Regions from separate parts of the Homo sapiens genome. Here region 2 is linked to region 1. Evidence: read pairs that join two places in POLR2A ChIA-PET (ENCODE). Cell type or tissue: PC-9. All regions are shown on one strand. Links, peaks and the distances in the headings refer to the core of each region. The heading gives the core; the rest is flanking DNA.

Region 1 (8,208 bases), core at 1,797-6,796:
CTACTGCAACGTTCAACCCAATCCTTGCAATTAGTAGGAACCTGATCAATATTTCTGCATTGACTTGCCAGCATGAACCAGCCTACTCAGGACAAAGCATGGAGGTCGTAACCAAATGGGTCAAACAGCCAACAGACCAGACCTCCCCGCCCCCGCCCCTGTGAGCAGGTTTCTGACCTTACGAACAACAGCAGTTGCGTTTAGGTAAAACGACAATCACACTTCTGACTGGCTGTCAAACTATTCATGAAAATGGCCACCAACTTCCTATTTTTTAAATCAAACACTAAGCCATATGTCTGCTACACAATGAAAAATCCCAAACCTATGTGGTTTAATAGGCTTTCCAACATTTCTTCAGAAGCCTAGATCTCTAACGTTTACATTTAAGGTGACACTGGCTCACGGTCTGTTGTTCCATAGTCTTATTGCACTGTTTACACATCCTACCTCATTTTTACAGAAATGGGTCATTAGGCCAGGGACCACCTTCTTCCATGTCATGACATGCTTTGGTTGGGAGTGGCGAAGGTCTAATTTTAGGCCGTCTGAGAAAGGGCCTAAAATTTCCTAAAGTAAAGCAATAGAGATCAAGTTTTTAGGTTTTCTGAGGTTTTAAAACCAGAAAGCCATTCTGTTTCCTTGAGCTGCCATCCATTCAACCCTAGAAGTTGCAGCCTGCCGTTCTGGGCTCAGAGAAGGGAGGACTAATGCTCAGAACAGTTTCCCTGGGGAGCTGGATACTAGGTGCTGAGGTTGGGCTCCCTGGCAGGCACAGGCCTCGGGGAGCTTGTGGTAGGGGCTGCTTGGAAACCACACACTTACTCTACTCTGATGACACTGTTTGTGTGCAAGCATTTCTAGACTGTTCTTTGGAAATGGGCTGTAGAAAACATTCATTCCTTCAAAACACACCGCTCTTTTGTGGTCTTTTATTTCCCCCTTCTTGGCTTTGCTACTCTCCTGGGAGTCAGAGGCTCCCCAAACTCCCAGGGAAGGGATCTCTTTTGGAGAGGCCATGCAGAGGGGTCACACCGAGGCTTGGGTCACACCGAGGCTTGGGTCAGGGTAGTAGAGTGATAGCAAATGCTCATGTGGAATTGTCTGCCTGAACGGGTGGCTATAAATTATCACAGGGTATAACTGCCCGAGACCACGTAGGTGAATTATCTACAAGTCCTGCGAATGCTCAGGACTACAGCTGCCATGAATATGGCTTCAAAATAAGTTTCCTTAGATGAAAACAACTGAGAGGCCAGAGGCATCAGCTAGCCTGTGGGGAGGATGTGGGAGGACCACCCATAGCCTCAGTTTCCCTGGGTGCACCACTCACTTCCCTCAGAGTCCTTTCTGTGATACCTGCCTCCCCCAGCCCTCTTGTCACTGTACCACCCAATGCACACACAGCAGCAGAGAAGCATCTGGAGTGTGAGTGTGTGTGTTTTGAGAGAGGATCTTACTCTGTTACCCAGGCTGGAGTGCAGTGGCGCAATCACAGCTCACTGAAGTCTCGACCTCCTGGGTTCAAGTGATCCTCCCACCTCAGCCTCCCAAGTGGCTAGGATTACAGGTACGTGCCACCACGCCTGGCTAATTTTTTGTATCGTTTGTAGTGATGGGGTTTTGCTGTGTTACCCAGGCTGGTCTCAGACTCCTGAGACTCAAATGATCTGCCTGCTTCCGCCTCCCAAAATACTGGGATTACAGGCGTGAGCCACTGCACCTAGCCTAGAGTGTCTCTGAATTGCAATCGGAATTTGAATGGGAAACTGTCAGCTAGTTTAAGGGGCAAGCAGTAGGTAGCTTCTTGTCACATTTTCTCAATCAGATGCCAGTCACAGGGAACTATCAAAAAGCGGCGATTTACAAGAGTGACCTGAATAGATGCTCTGGTCTGGTCTCTCTCCTTCAGCTCTTATATCCAGCTGGTCCCTTCTGTCCTGAAGAGGTAAACAGCCTCAAGCGGGGCCCAGAGACTTGGGTTCTAACTCGACCCCAATTAGCAGTGTGATGACTTTAGGCAGGTCCTTTCCCCTTGCTGATCACAGCTGCTAGAAAAAGCCTTTATGGAAACAAACATGTATTAGACCCCTACTGTTTACACTATATACTGTACACAATAAAGGCAAAGGCTTTTTATTTCTTCCTCACAAGCTTCTCTTTGTGTGCATAGAAATGAGTGCTGATTATCATTTAGACATAATAATATCCGGATATGGGTCATTAAGCAGGGCAGTGACCTACCCACTTGGTCCACTGACCTATTCTTGGTTATTGCAAAACATTATTCAGACAGCAAGATAAATTGGTTAATTTTTCTTTCCACTCCTAAATTGTTAAATTAGTTACAGCAAAAAACAAAACCCAAGTAAACAAACCACACAAACCTCCTAAATACAAAGTAGGGCCCTGATCCTGCCATCTGTTTAACTCCTAAATATAGGCTGGTTTATCTCTCTCCCACCTTCTGGTGGCCTCAGGCCATGTTCTCAGGCCTCTAACTCTTAGCTGCTATTTAGAATCCAGCTGTTAATTACTTATTTAACACCTTTTTGCTGCTCAGTCTGAACACTAAGCATTCTCCGAGACTACAGTTTCTCCTTTGCCTTTCTTTAGTGGCTCTGAAAGGTCTCTCAAAGGTTATCTGTCCTCAAGATGTGCCTAATTCTGTGCATTCAGGGCTTTCTTTGCAGGGGACGGCACAACTTGGGAGCTTTTAACATACACGAAACACAAAATAGTGTAATACAAAGCTAGCCAGGCTTATTAAAAATCTCATTTTTCGGCTGGGCATGGTGGATCACGCCTGTAATCCTACCACTTTGGGAGGCTGAGGTGGGTGATCATTTGAGGCCAGGAGTTCGAGACCAGCCTGGCCAACATGGCGAAACCCTGTCTCTACTAAAAATACAAAAATCAGCCAGGCGTGGTGGCCGGCGCCTGTAATCCCAGCTACTCAGGAGGCTGAGGCACGAGAATCGCTTGAACCCGGGAGGTGGAGGTTGCAGTGAGCCGAGATAGCACCACTGCACTCCAGCCTGGGCGACAGAGCGAGACTCTGTCTCAAAAAAAAAAAATTCTCACTTTTGAGCTAGTCTATGTTTAATATTTAATATATTACCGAGTGCTTTTTTAAAAGGCCCAGTTACCAATTCCTGTGTGTGGCAAGGTGAGAAGGCCAGGGGTGATGGGTGCCTTATGGCTTTGGTCTATTGCAGATGCCTTCCAGTAGTGGACCAGAGCAGCTGGCACTGGTGTACTGGCATCTCCTTCAAACTCAGTGTTCAGTGATGTCACGTTGGTAGCTTGAAATCAGCCACAGGGAGAGTATTTACATCATGGAAATTGGCAAACACTAATCAGAGCACAATCCTCCCCACCAGGAGCTGACTGTTAAATATTTACCAGTACATCACTGCTTATAACCCATTTCCCCACTTCTCTTTCTATCATTAATTTAAAGGACTCATTTATTGGGCACACAGTCCACTGCATTAGACACAAATGCTACAGAAAAACAACAATAACAAATGTTACCTTTCTCTGTCCCTATGTCTTTGTCTATGTCTTTACACTGCAAACTCACTTAATCCTCAGAACAACATAGTGGGATAAAGAAATAATGTTATCACCTTTTCACAGATGAGGAAACTGAGGCACAGAATGGCAAAACCTTGCTCATGGCTGCAACTGATGATGCTTCCAGACCCAGAACTGAGGGCTTTTCCCCACCCCACAGAGCCCATGGGTTTTCTACTCTCCCAGGAAAAGGCCTGGATGGAGGCCCAGTGTGCAAAAACTCAGGGATATGTTCCACCAGAACTAAGACTCAAGAGCAAATGAGTTTTATGGAGGCTTTGTACCAGGAAGGGTTCTTAAGGGAGACAGTTGTGCAGGCTGTGAGGAAGGTTCCGCAGACCCCCAGAAAAGCAGGTGAGTGGCAACTGGGGTCACCTTGAGAAGAGGGGTTTTGGAGTACAACAGGCCCCTTGGCCTGGTACACTTTATCAAGGCAGAAAAATGCCTTCCACTTCTGGAGGGAAAAAAAGGAAAGAGGCACAGGATGCAATTAGGAAAGAACAAACATATCCTCAGATTCTCACAGCTGAACAACTAGGGAAAACCCAGCCTGTAAACAATCAAAAACTGGTGTCGCCAGAGCAAATACCCAGGACTCTGCTCACCCATGCAAGGGTAACTGCACGAGAATCGGGGCCCACACCAGCACAGGCCAGCGAGGGACCACTTTTTCCTTAGCAGTAGCGGCAGTGGCAGCAGCTGGTTCTCCTGCTGGGTTCCCAGATGGAAATTCCAAAGGGAACTACTTTCTGCATTCAGCACACAGAGAAAAACTGCAACTAGTGAAAAGCAAAAACTAAAATTTCAAATGCTACTTTGTAGAATGCAAACAGTCATAGTCTGCCAACAGACATTAGGCTAGGTATTTCCTTATGATACTTACAAGAGACGGAAAACCAAGTTCACTCCCCCTTTCCCTACTTCCTCCTGTTTTTTTTTTCCCTCCCCAAGGGAATGAGTCAAGTCAGTCAACAAGTATTTATGGAGCACCCACAGGATTGCAGAGTCTGGGAGGAGGCACGGGTTGCTGGAAGAAGCCCAGGATAGCTCTCATTTGAGACAGTTAAAGGAAATGTCAATCCTCAGGCCAGGTCTAAACAGGGCAGTGAAGAACTGACTGCCACCTGGGTGGGTTTATTCTGGACCAATCACTCACTCCTGGCTGAGCTGCCTCTGTTATTGGCAAGGTTATCCACCAAAGTGGGTGGATCAGCTATGTTCATGTACATTTTTGGAAAACTACAAGCACAACGCTAGCAATCTTGATGGTTTAGGGGGTGGGAGTTGGTGGTTGGCTGAGATACTCTTCTTCCTCCCTCCCAAAAGGCCCCACAACGATAAAAATTAAACAAATGTTGTCAGGTGTTCACCATTTCTCCTCTGCAAATGTAAGTGTGTATAAGTGGGACGGGAAGGCTAGCAAAACCCAGGGCCCATGGAAACAGCCTCCTGGGGGCCTGTCCGCTCTAGTTTGGAGACTGGGTTGTATTTATTTGGCTGCAGATCCTGCTACTCCAAGTGTGTTCCCTGGACCAGTACCATCAGCACTATGTGGAATTGTGTTAGAAATGCAGAGTTCCAGGCCCCACGACAGCCCTACTGAAGTAGAATCTGCGTTTACACAATCTCTTCAGACGGTTCCCATGCATGGGTGAGTTGAAGAAACGCCAGTCCCAAAAACCAAGCAAGTGTTTGTTATTAAACCCCAGAGAGCCCCCAAAGTCACATTTGGGGAACATGTGCCTTTCATATTGCAGGGGGGCAGTTAGCTCCCTAGATTTCCTGTTCACAGAAAGCAAATACCAGTAAAGCCTAAAGATTTATAAATCTATTATAACTCCTGGTTTAAAAGTAGGTACCTGGAAGGACCCAGGTCAGTTGCACATTATTCAATCACCATAGGAAGATATATTCTTGGAGCTAACAGAACCGAACACTACCGGCCACAAGGAGTCTTTTCACATCTACATTACACTCAACTAACTGCATGCTGGCCTAGATTCGCTTCTGTTTTAAATATCCAAGCTATGTTTGAATAACCTGTATGGTTACAATTAGGATCACTGCATCTGGGAAAGTCACCGCAAACCCCCACACATAAATACGGTGATTTTAATAACAAATAACACATTTGGAGGCTGGTATATAAGTATGCAGGCAGAGGAAGCCACTGAAGATGTTAATTTGCATGTTCACAAAGAAATGGAATCCAGCTGCAACGTTAATGCTTAATTCTACAGAGCCATAGGACACCCGCGCAACCTTACCATGGGCATGCTCTAAATTTAAAGCCGATTTTCAAACCCTCACAATTTTGGCAAAAACCTCAATTCAACTGCTTAAGGAGACTGGATTTTCTGTGAATCCTAAAATAGTGCTAGCAGAAAAAAGTCCATTTGTTTAAGTTTTGCAAGTTAAAGACAAGTATCTGAATTGATTTGATGCAAAGGTTCTCAAAACATTCACCTTGGGGCAGGAAAAACAAAAGGTCTCATTGGAAGAGATTCCTTCTTATAAGGGATTGGAATTTACGGACTAGGGTCTAACTTAGCTGTTGCTTTCTGGCCTCCTACACTTGTATTTACTGTTTAAAGTAAAATGTGAAAATTATATCAGTCTTTAAGAAGATAAACCTTCTGAAATAGGATGCATATGAGTGAATGTGTTTGTATAAGAGGGAGAGGTTAATAATAGCGGTCATGGTGATATTAATAACAATAAAAGGTAGTGTGCTAATTTGGATATTGTATCCTGGTAAGCTGTGTTCACTTCACCAGTTTCTCTAAGAAAATGGATTCTGTTGAACTGCTCACTAGCATGGTGTACTTGCTCAAGCACCTGCAAAAAGACAGAGGGGGCTTCTTGTAGGGATGCAAACCCAGTGGGGCAAACAAACAGAGCCTGGTAACAGCACAATCAATCAACTGTTTCAGTTATGAAGGAAAGAGCTGCTAAAACCTCCCACTCCAGTGGAATGTACCTCACTGAAAGCTCTTGGCACTCACTCTTTACAGAGAATGGTGGGTAGCCAGGACCTATGGTGACATCAGGCACAGAGCAATTCTCCTGTCCTACAAGTGGACAAGAGGGAAGGAGGGTGGTGGTCAAAACCATCATGGGGGTACATGTATCAGATAATGACTAGACTGCATGATTTCATGAGATAAGAAAAAAATATCTTGAGAGAAATGCTTGAGAGTCCTTAGGATTGCAATTCTGCTGAGCACTTGGCTCATCTGTTATTAATAAATGCTGGTGGCAATATCCATGAGTACACTTGTCAGAGGGGCTGCTTCCTCCCCCACCGAGCAACGGCCAGATGGAGAAGTCAGGAGACCTGCGTGGAGAGCCTCGCCTTGCCAGGGGCAAATCCATCACCTCAATAAGCCTCAACTCACTGTCTATTAAATAGGAGTGATTATACCAGCTGCACTTAATTCTTAGAACTATTTTGAGGATGAAATGAGATAATGGATGTGAGTCGTTAAGTATGTCAATCTGGGAATATGTGGGTGGAGCTGTGTGGGAGGTGAGCTCCCTTCTGCTCTGTCATGAAAGGCATGTGACACTCTTCATAGTACTTCCCTCTCCCAGGCCCCCAAATAAGCTTGCCTGTCAATTTTGACACATTTAGAATTCATTAAGTAATTAAATCCATTTTGATCTAATTGAGTTTTCCTTTGAGGGCAGTTTAAGATTCCACTAAGCCTGTGAAGCTTATGAGTAATTGCAAGTGGAAACTACACCCAACTGTGTTGAGATGTCCATCCTCGATTTTTTCCCAATGCATGATTTCACTTGCCGGGATGGCACTGTTACATCTGGAGATCAGAACCAAGCCAACCACCACCACTAGCAGAAGCAATAAATAACACCATTGCATTGAGTCAGCACTGTGGACAGTCCTGTCCTAAACCACATTCATGGGGGACACCTGACTGCCATTCACTTGGAGATCTTTCTGGGCAAAGGAGAGCTGGTCAGTCACCGGGTGACCAAAACCGGCACTGCACTGCCCAAGAAGGACATGGCCATCCTTTAACTGTTTCCATCTGACAAACTGCTGTTGGTCTATGGGCAACTGTTGGTCTGTTTTTTTTTTTTTTTAATTAATTAATTTTTTTTTGAGATGGAGTCTCGCTCTGTTGCCCAGGCCGGAATGCAGTGGTGCGATCTCGGCTCACTGCCAGCTCCTCCTCCCAGGTTCATGCCATTCTCCTGCCTCAGCCTCCCGAGTAGCTGGGACTACAAGCGCCCACCACCATGCCCAGCTCATTTTTTGTATTTTTTTTAGTAGAGACGGGGTTTCACCGTGTTAGCCAGGATGGTCTCGATCTCCTGACCTCGTGATCTGCCCGCCTCGGCCTCCCAAAGTGCTGGGATTACAGATGTGAGCCACCGTGCCTGGCCCGGTCTGTTTTAAAGAGGCCCCTGGCTCTGACCTTGTAGCTCAAAGATGAGCCACATGGTTCCAGGTCCCCATCTGGGACTTCTGGTTGCACTGTGCCAGTGGGAAGCCTTGTCAGCCAACCTACCCCATCTTAGAGGGAAGAGGGACTGGTGACTGATGCCCAGTGAAGAGGCTTGCCTTCGGCCCTCCATCCAAGAAGGGAACCCCCTATGGCCCAC
Region 2 (8,208 bases), core at 906-5,905, 150 kb after region 1:
CCAGCTAATTTTTGTATTTTTAGTAGAGACGGGGTTTCACCATGTTGGCCAGGATGATCTCGATCTCTCGACCTCGTGATCAGCCCACCTCAGCCTCCCAAAGTGCTGGGATTACAGGTGTGAGCCACCGCACCTGGCCTCTTATAATCCTTTTTATTTACGTAAGGTTGGTAGTAAATTTCCTCTTTACTGATTTCAGTAGCTTGAGTCTTCTCTTTTTTTTTTTTCTTGGTTAGTCTAGCTAAATATTGTCAATTTCATTGATCTTTTCAAAAAACCAACTTTTGATTTTGTTGATTTTCTCTGTTGTTTCTCTATTCTCTATTACATGTATCTCCGTTCTAATCTTTGTTAATTTCTTTTTTCCATTTGCTTTGGATTTAGTTTGCTCTTCTCTTTCTAATTTACTTTTCTTTTTCTTTTGAGACAGGGTCTCACTCTGTCTCCCAGGCTAGAGTGCAGTAGTGCAATCATGGCTCACTGCAGCCTCAACCTCCCTGGGCTCAGGTGATCCTCTCACCTCAGTCTCCTGAGTAGCTGGGACTACAGGTGCGTGCCATCTCACTCAGCTAATTTTTGTATTTTTTGTAGAGATGGAGTTTTGCCACGTTGCCCAGACTGCTTTCGAACTCCTGGGCTCAAGCAATCCTCCTGCCTTAGCCTCCCAAAGCGCTGGGATTACTGGCATGAGCCATCATGCCTGACCCCTTTCTAGTTCTTTAATGTAGAAGATTTAATTATTTATTTGAGACCTTTCTTCTTCTTTTATGTAGATATTTACAGCTATAAATTTCCCTGTAAGCACTGCTATTGCTGCATCCCATAACTTTTGGTATGTGTGTCTTCATTTTCATTTGCCTCAAAGTATTTTCTGATTTTTAAAAATTTCTTTTTTTTTTGAGACGGAGTCTCGTTCTGTTACCCAGGCTGGAGTGCTGTGGCGCGATCTTGGCTCACTGCAACCTCTGCCTCCTGGGTGCAAGTGATTCTCCTGCCTCAGTCTCCTGAGTAGCTGGGATTACAGGTGCACATCACCATGCCGGCCTAATTTTTTTTATTTTTAGTAGAGACAGAGTTTCACTATGTTGGCCAGAGTGGTCTCGAACTCCTGACCTCATGATCCACCTGCCTTGGCCTCCCAAAGTGCTGGGATTACAGGTGTGAGCCACTGCGCCCAGCCTTAAAAATTTCTTTCTTAGCCAGGCGCAGTGGCTCATGCCTGTAATCCCAGCACTTTGGGAGGCCGAGGCAGGTGGATCACCTGAGGTCAAAAGTTTGAGACCAGCCTGACCAATATGGTGAAAACCCATCTCTACTGAAAATACAAAAATTAGCCAGGCGTGGTAGTGGGCACCTGTAGTCCCAGCTACTTCGGAGGCTGAGACAGGAGAATTGCTTGAACCTGAGAGGCGGAGGTTGCAGTGAGCCAAGATCACGCCATTGCACTCCAGCCTGGATGACAGAGCGAGACTCTGTCTCAAAAAAAAAAAAAAAAAAAAATTCTTTCTTGACTAAATCGTTATTTGGAAGTGTGTTGTTTAATTTCCACCTATATGAGCTTCAAGTCAGTAATTAAAAAAAAATTCCACCTATTTGTGGATATACCGAATTTCTCTCCATTGATTTCTATTTCCATTTAATTGTAATTGGAGAACATAATTTGTATTATTTCTGTCCTTTTAAATTTATTGAGGTTTGTTTTATGACCTGTCATATGATCTATCTTTAGAGTGTTCCATGTGCACTTAAAAATTTTGATTCCACTTTTGCTGGGTGAAGTGTTCTGTAGATGTCTGTTAAGTCTAGTTTGTTTCTAGCGCTGTTCAAGTCTTCTATTTCCTTGTCGACCTTCTGTCTAGTTGTTCTACCCATTATTGAAAATGAAGCATATAAGTCTTCAACTATTATTGTCAAATTGTCTATTTCTCTCTTCAATTCTTTCATTTTTTGGCTTCACATATTTTGCATTTCTGTTGTTAGCTGCATATATGTGTGTAATTGCTACATTTTCTTGATGGATTTTGCGGCACCTCTTTACAGAGGAAAAGTGATCTTGAATTTTATTGCAATTTACAAATATTACAAATGTTAAGGTATTATATTTATTGGTGACATCTCTTGACTCAGTCTGGATAAAGATGTTGTTAATTTTACTGTATTACATAAAACCTCTTTGGCATTAGGTAACAATGTCATTAACAGGGGGCCTTGTTGCACTTGGGGGAGCAAAATCCTCCCATTTCTCATGCTGCATATTGTTCTAGAGTCTGCTCAACTCTAAGTTTCCATCTGGCATTGTTAGTGTCTCATTAACTGTATGACTTTTCCTATCCTAGGCAATAATTCTGCTACTAAATAATTTTTTTCCTGAGCCTTTTTTCTGCTTGTGACTTTTAAAAACTTTAGTCTGTTTGAAGATTCCAGTAACTACTTACAATAATCAGCCCGTTTACTTGTCAAATGACTATGATTTGTAGTCGAGTGTCTTTTCACTTTTGTGGGAGCCGTTGCTGAATGTGTAAGTTGCTCACCACAGATGACACACAAATGAACAGAAAACTCAAAGCCCATGTAAAGCCCATTTACAAATATCTTTAATTATGTAGATGAACTTTTTTGTGTCCATTGTCCTCTAGTGCATTGAAATGACTCAGAAAACTGAAATTTCTCATCGCTAATTTGAGAAGTGTCGTAGCCAGGTGCAGGGATGAGTGCCTGTAATCTCAGCTACTTGGGAAGCCGAGACACCTTAAGCTTGGGAGTTCCAGACCACAGACCAGCCTGGGGGCAACATAGCAAGACCTTGTCTCTTAAAAAAAAAAAAAAAATGCCAGTGTAGTGGCTCATGCTTATAATCTCAGCACTTTGGGAGGCTGAGGTGGGTGGGTCACCTGAGGTCAGGAGATCGAGACCAGCCTGGCCAACGTGGTAGAACCCCGTCTCTACTAAAAATACAAAAATTAGCCAGGAGTGGTGGCAGACGCCTATAATCCTGGCTACTTGGGAGGCTGAGGCAGGACAATCACTTGAACCTGGGGTGTGGAGGTTGCAGTGAACCGAGATCATGCCACTGCACTCCAGCCTGGGTGATGGATTGAGACTCCATCACAAAAAAGAAAGGAAAAAAAAAAAAAAAGAAGAAAAAGGAAAAAAGGGAAGTTTCTGTAAACCTAGGCTTTGAATCCCCCTTTTCTTTTTTATACTACATCTATCTTCAAAAATCAGCATATTGGACTATCAAACATGTTGGTAAGACACAAACGCTAGTTCTAAGAGGATATAACTGGAAGAGTATGGTAAATATCTACCTGAGAAAATTGAAAAAATGATGAATGTGTCACAGTATGCATCACTTCTAATATATGCAATTCACATTTTGCAATGTTTACAGTAACTGCAAAATGACAAGGATGGATGTCCTTGTCATTGTAGCACTAAAAATTCCATCTTTAGCATGAAACTTTACCTCTTATTTTCTACTAAACTGATAAGGCGTGTTTGCCTTGTGAGTAAAATGGCAGTGTGTAAGGAAGCTGGGAAAGGAAATTTGAGTAAGAGAGTGTGGTGTTCTAAAATATGTCCACAAAAAAGGTGGAGCTGGCTCATGCCTGTAATCCCAGCACTTTGGGAGGCCGAGGCGGGTGGATCACCTGAGGCCAGGAGTTCGAGACCAGCCTGGCCAACATGGTGAAACCCCGTCTCTACTAAAAATGCAAAAAAATTAGCCAGGCGTGGTGGCACACACCTGTAATCCCAACTACTAGGGAGGCTGAGGCAGGAGAATCACTTGAACTTGGGAGGTGGAAGTTGCAATAAGCTGAGATCAGGACACTGCACTCCAGCCTAGGTGACAGAACCAGACTCCATCTCAAAAAAAAAAAAAAAAAAAAAAAAGTGGAGCCCATTTCCACTCCCTCATCCCCTCAAGCATGAGCTATCCCTAGTGATTTGCTTAGTGAATGGCATGTGGCAGAAGTGACAGTGTGTGATATTCAAGATCAGGACATACAGAGCATGTGCAGCTGTGCAAGGGGCTCACACCTGTAATCCTAGCACTTGGGGAGGCCAAGGCGGGAGGGTCGCTTTTGGACAGGAGTTTGAGACTAGCCTGGGAAATATAGCAAGACCCTGTCTGTACAAAAAACTTTAAAAATTAGCCAGGCATGGTGGCACGTGCCTGTAGTTCCAGTGAGGTGGGAGGCTGAGGCAGGAGGATGGCTGGAACCCAGAAGTTAGAGGTTACAGTGAGTAATGATTGCACCACTGCATTCCAGTCTTTGCAACAGAGCAATATCCTGTCTCTAAGAAAAGGAAAGCACTGTGGCTTTCTCCATGCGCTCTCTCTTGGATCACTCTCCTGGGGGAAAACCAGAAACCAAGATGTCAGGACACTTAAGCAGCCCTAGGAAGAGTCCCACATGGCAAGGAACTGAAACCTTCTGCCAATAATAAAGTAAGGTCCTTTGTTCACATGTTTATCTGCTGACCTTCCCTCCACTATTGTCCTATGACCCTGCCAAATCCCCCTCTCCGAGAAACACCCAAGAATGATCAATAAATACTAAAAAAATAAAAAATAATAATAATAAAGTAAGGGAGCCATCTTGGAGGTAGACCCCCACCAGACCCTGTCAAGCCTTCAGGTGACTGAATCCCCAGATGACATCCTGATTGCAACCCTACAAGAGCCTGAGCTAGAGTTGCCCACCTAAACTACCAAATTCCTGTCCCACAGAAACCATAATATGAGATAAATTGTTGGTTGTAAATTTTGGAGTGATTTGTTATGCAGCAACAGATAACTAATACAGATTGGGGCTTACGCCACCAGCTTACCATCCTCCTCCACACAATACAGAGCTCGTCCTCTATTAGCAGCCTCCCCATCTTGTGTCGAAACTGAGAATGGCCTCAGCCAAATGAACTCAGCGCTACTCTGCACTATCAACAACGTTCCACTGACCAAAGCAAGGTACATGGCCAAGTCCAGATTCAAAGGTAGGAGAAATAAACCATATGTCTTGGTGGGAGAGGCTGGATAAAGATGTTAATTTTACTGTATTACATAAAACCTCTTTGACATTAGGTAACATGTCATTAACAGAGGGCCTTATTCATCAGAGAAATGCAAATTAAAACCACAATGAGATACCATCTCACACCAGTTAGAATGGCAATCATTAAAAAGTCAGGAAACAACAGGTGCTGGAGAGGATGTGGAGAAATAGGAACACTTTTACACTGTTGGTGGGACGGTAAACTGGTTCAACCATTGTGGAAGTCAGTGCGGCGATTCCTCAGGGATCTAGAACTAGAAATACCATTTGACCCAGCCATCCCATTACTGGATATATACCCAAAGGACCATAAATCATGCTGCTATAAAGACAACATGAACACGTATGTTTATTGCGGCACTATTCACAATAGCAAAGACTTGGAACCAACCCAAATGTCCAACAATGATAGACTGGATTAAGAAAATGTGGCACATACACACCATGGAATACTATGCAGCCATAAAAAATGATGAGTTCATGTCCTTTGTAGGGACATGGATGAAATTGGAAATCATCATTCTCAGTAAACTATCGCAAGGACAAAAAACCAAACACCGCATGTTCTCACTCATAGATGGGAATTGAACAATGAGAACACATGGACACAGGAAGGGGAACATCACACTCTGGGGACTGTTGTGGGGTGGGGGGAAGGGGGAGCGATAGCATTAGGAGATATACCTAATGCTAAATGACGAGTTAATGGGTGCAGCACACCACCATGGCACATGTATACATATGTAACTAACCTGCACATTGTGCACATGTACCCTAAAACTTAAAGTATAATAATAATAAAAAAAAGAAAAAGAATGGAGATTATCTCAGGTAAATGGTTTATAAATAAACTTTTGCCTTCTTTCTTAAAAAACAAAACAAAACAAAACAAAAAACAAAAACACAGAGGGCCTTATTGCACTTTGGGGGAGCAAAATCCTCCCATTTCTCATGCTGCATATTGTTCTAGAGTCCATTCAACTCTAAGTTGCAAAGTCATATTGCAAAGAAGCCTGCATACAGGAAAGAGAGGGATTTGTAACCATTTTTAAAAATCTACCACTAGCAGGAATATTTTGTTGTGCCAGGAAGCACAGAAACTGTCAAAGACTAATGAAGTCATTTGAAAAGGACATATGAGACAACTTGAGGGGGCTTCACTGGCCTAACATGGAAAAATTAGGATTTGTTTTTAAATACTCAAGAAAAGTCCAGGCACAGTGGCTCATGCCTATAATCCCACAGCTTTGGGAGGCTGAGGCAAGGGAGGATCACTTGAAGCCAGGAGTTCAAGACCAAACTGGGCAACATAGTGAGACCCTATCTCTAAAAATAAATAAATAATTAACCGGGCATGGTGACATGTGCCTGTAGTCCCAACTACTTGGGAGGCTGAGGTGGGAGGATTGCTTGAGCCAGAGAGGTCGAGGCTGCAGTGAGCCATGGTTGTGTCACTGCACTCTGGCCTGGGTGGCAGAGTGAGACCCTGTCCCAATAAAATAAAACAAAATACTGAAGAAAAAACAAAATTGGAGTGTGGAGAGATAAAACAGGTTTGACAGAATGTTGAGAATAGCCAAAGCTTAGTGATGGACAGAGGAAGATTAATTTTTTTTAGTCTCTTTACTTTTGGTATGTTTGACATTTTTCTTAATAAGAATTTTCAAAAAGTCACATGTATTTAGGACAAAAAAATTTAGAAAACACAGAAATGTAAAAAGTGAAAAATAATTGGTTAATCCCACCACTCAGAGATAAGTGTTGGTAATACCGGACTGTCCTTCTAGGCTGTTCCTATTCATATTTGCAAACTGTGGCCTCCCAGCCTTGCTCAGAATGTCACTAACCATTGTTGTCTTAGTCTGTTTTGTGCTGCGATAGCAGAATACCACACACTGGCTAATTTGTAACAAACAGAAATTTATTTGGTTCATGGTTCTGGAGGCTGGGAAGTCCAAGATTGAGGAATGCATCTGGCGAGGGTTTCTTGCTGCGTCATAACATGACTGAAGGTATTGCATGGTGAGAGAAGGCAAGAGATTGAATTTGCAGTCTCAAGCTCTTTTAAAATTGGCATGAATCTATTCATAAGGGTGGAGCCCTCATGATCTAAACTGCTCCCATTGGGCCCCGTCTCCCAATACTGCTGCACTGGGGATTACATTTCCAACACATACTTTTTGGGGGACACATTCAAGCCATAGCAATCGTTAAGTAAACACAGCCTTCTGCGACACACCAGGGAGCTGTGCCTCATGGTTACTGGTAGGAGAAGCAACTTGCTTGCACATTGTTACCTGTAATTTGGATCCTATGGACTTGGCACTGTGGCTTTGGGTCCCATGTCTGAAACCCTTTTTTGTTTTGTGCGTTTTTTGTTTGTTTGTTTTGTTTTGCCCTGACTCAGGATCTTAACACTTTGGGAGGCAGATCCCTTCTGGCCCTTAGGGAGATCTCTTCTGAAACCTGTTTAGCTGCCTATTTCTGGGCAGGCCGCCACAACTACAAAGGGAATTGTGAGTATGCCACAAACCTATATTTGAATGCAACCTATCCTAAGCATACCCTAAGCTTCCCTTTCCTTTTCACATTATTAGGTAATAAGAAGACTGAAATGTTGAAATGTTGTTTAATTTATATGGATTTATTTTACAAATGTCACCAAATCAGAACCATATTCTACTTTTTCCACCTTACATATCCTGGGAATATTTTTGTGTGCTATTAAATATATATATATCTATATATATATATATATTTTTTTTGAGATGGAGTTTTGCTCTTGTCACCCAGGCTGGAGTGCAATGGCACGATCTCAGCTCACGGCAACATCCGCCTCCAAGGTTCAAGTGATTCTCCTGCCTCAGCCTCCCATGTAGCTGGGAATACAGGCGCCTGCCACCACACCTGGCTAATTTTTGTATTTTTTGTAGAGACAGGGTTTCACCATGTTGGCCAGACTGGTCTTGAACTCCTGACCTCAGGTGATCTGCCCGCCTCAGTCTCCCAAAGTGCTGGGGACAGGTGTGAGCCACCACGCCCGGCCTTAAATATACTTTCTAATATGATATTTTGTGCTGGCATAATTTTCTGAAGTTGCGTGTTATACATTCAAATTATTTTCCACAGCAATTTTCACAGCTCTAAATAA

What was found. ChIA-PET counts read pairs that join two places held together with the same protein. Peaks named below come from ENCODE experiments on the same cell type or tissue, not always from the same donor. Only the 100,000 strongest peaks of a DNase experiment are listed, where the experiment ranks them.
Region 2: POLR2A ChIA-PET joins it to region 1 with 14 read pairs; 3 of 35 experiments call an interaction of 5 or more read pairs at or near these places.

What each region holds. Positions count from the first base shown.
Region 1 is chr2:85,245,312-85,253,519 of GRCh38, reverse strand. The region is part of intron 3 of TCF7L1 (transcription factor 7 like 1); the gene reads right to left. Among named protein-coding and RNA genes, the nearest start is that of TCF7L1-IT1, 63 kb to the right of the region's middle. In PC-9, for the core only: no CTCF peak of the experiment used is centred there; a DNase peak (open chromatin) is centred at 4,529; H3K27ac peaks cover 1,616 bases.
Region 2 is chr2:85,091,367-85,099,574 of GRCh38, reverse strand. No RefSeq gene overlaps it. Among named protein-coding and RNA genes, the nearest start is that of LINC01964, 28 kb to the right of the region's middle. In PC-9, for the core only: no CTCF peak of the experiment used is centred there; DNase peaks (open chromatin) are centred at 2,764 and 3,464; H3K27ac peaks cover 513 bases.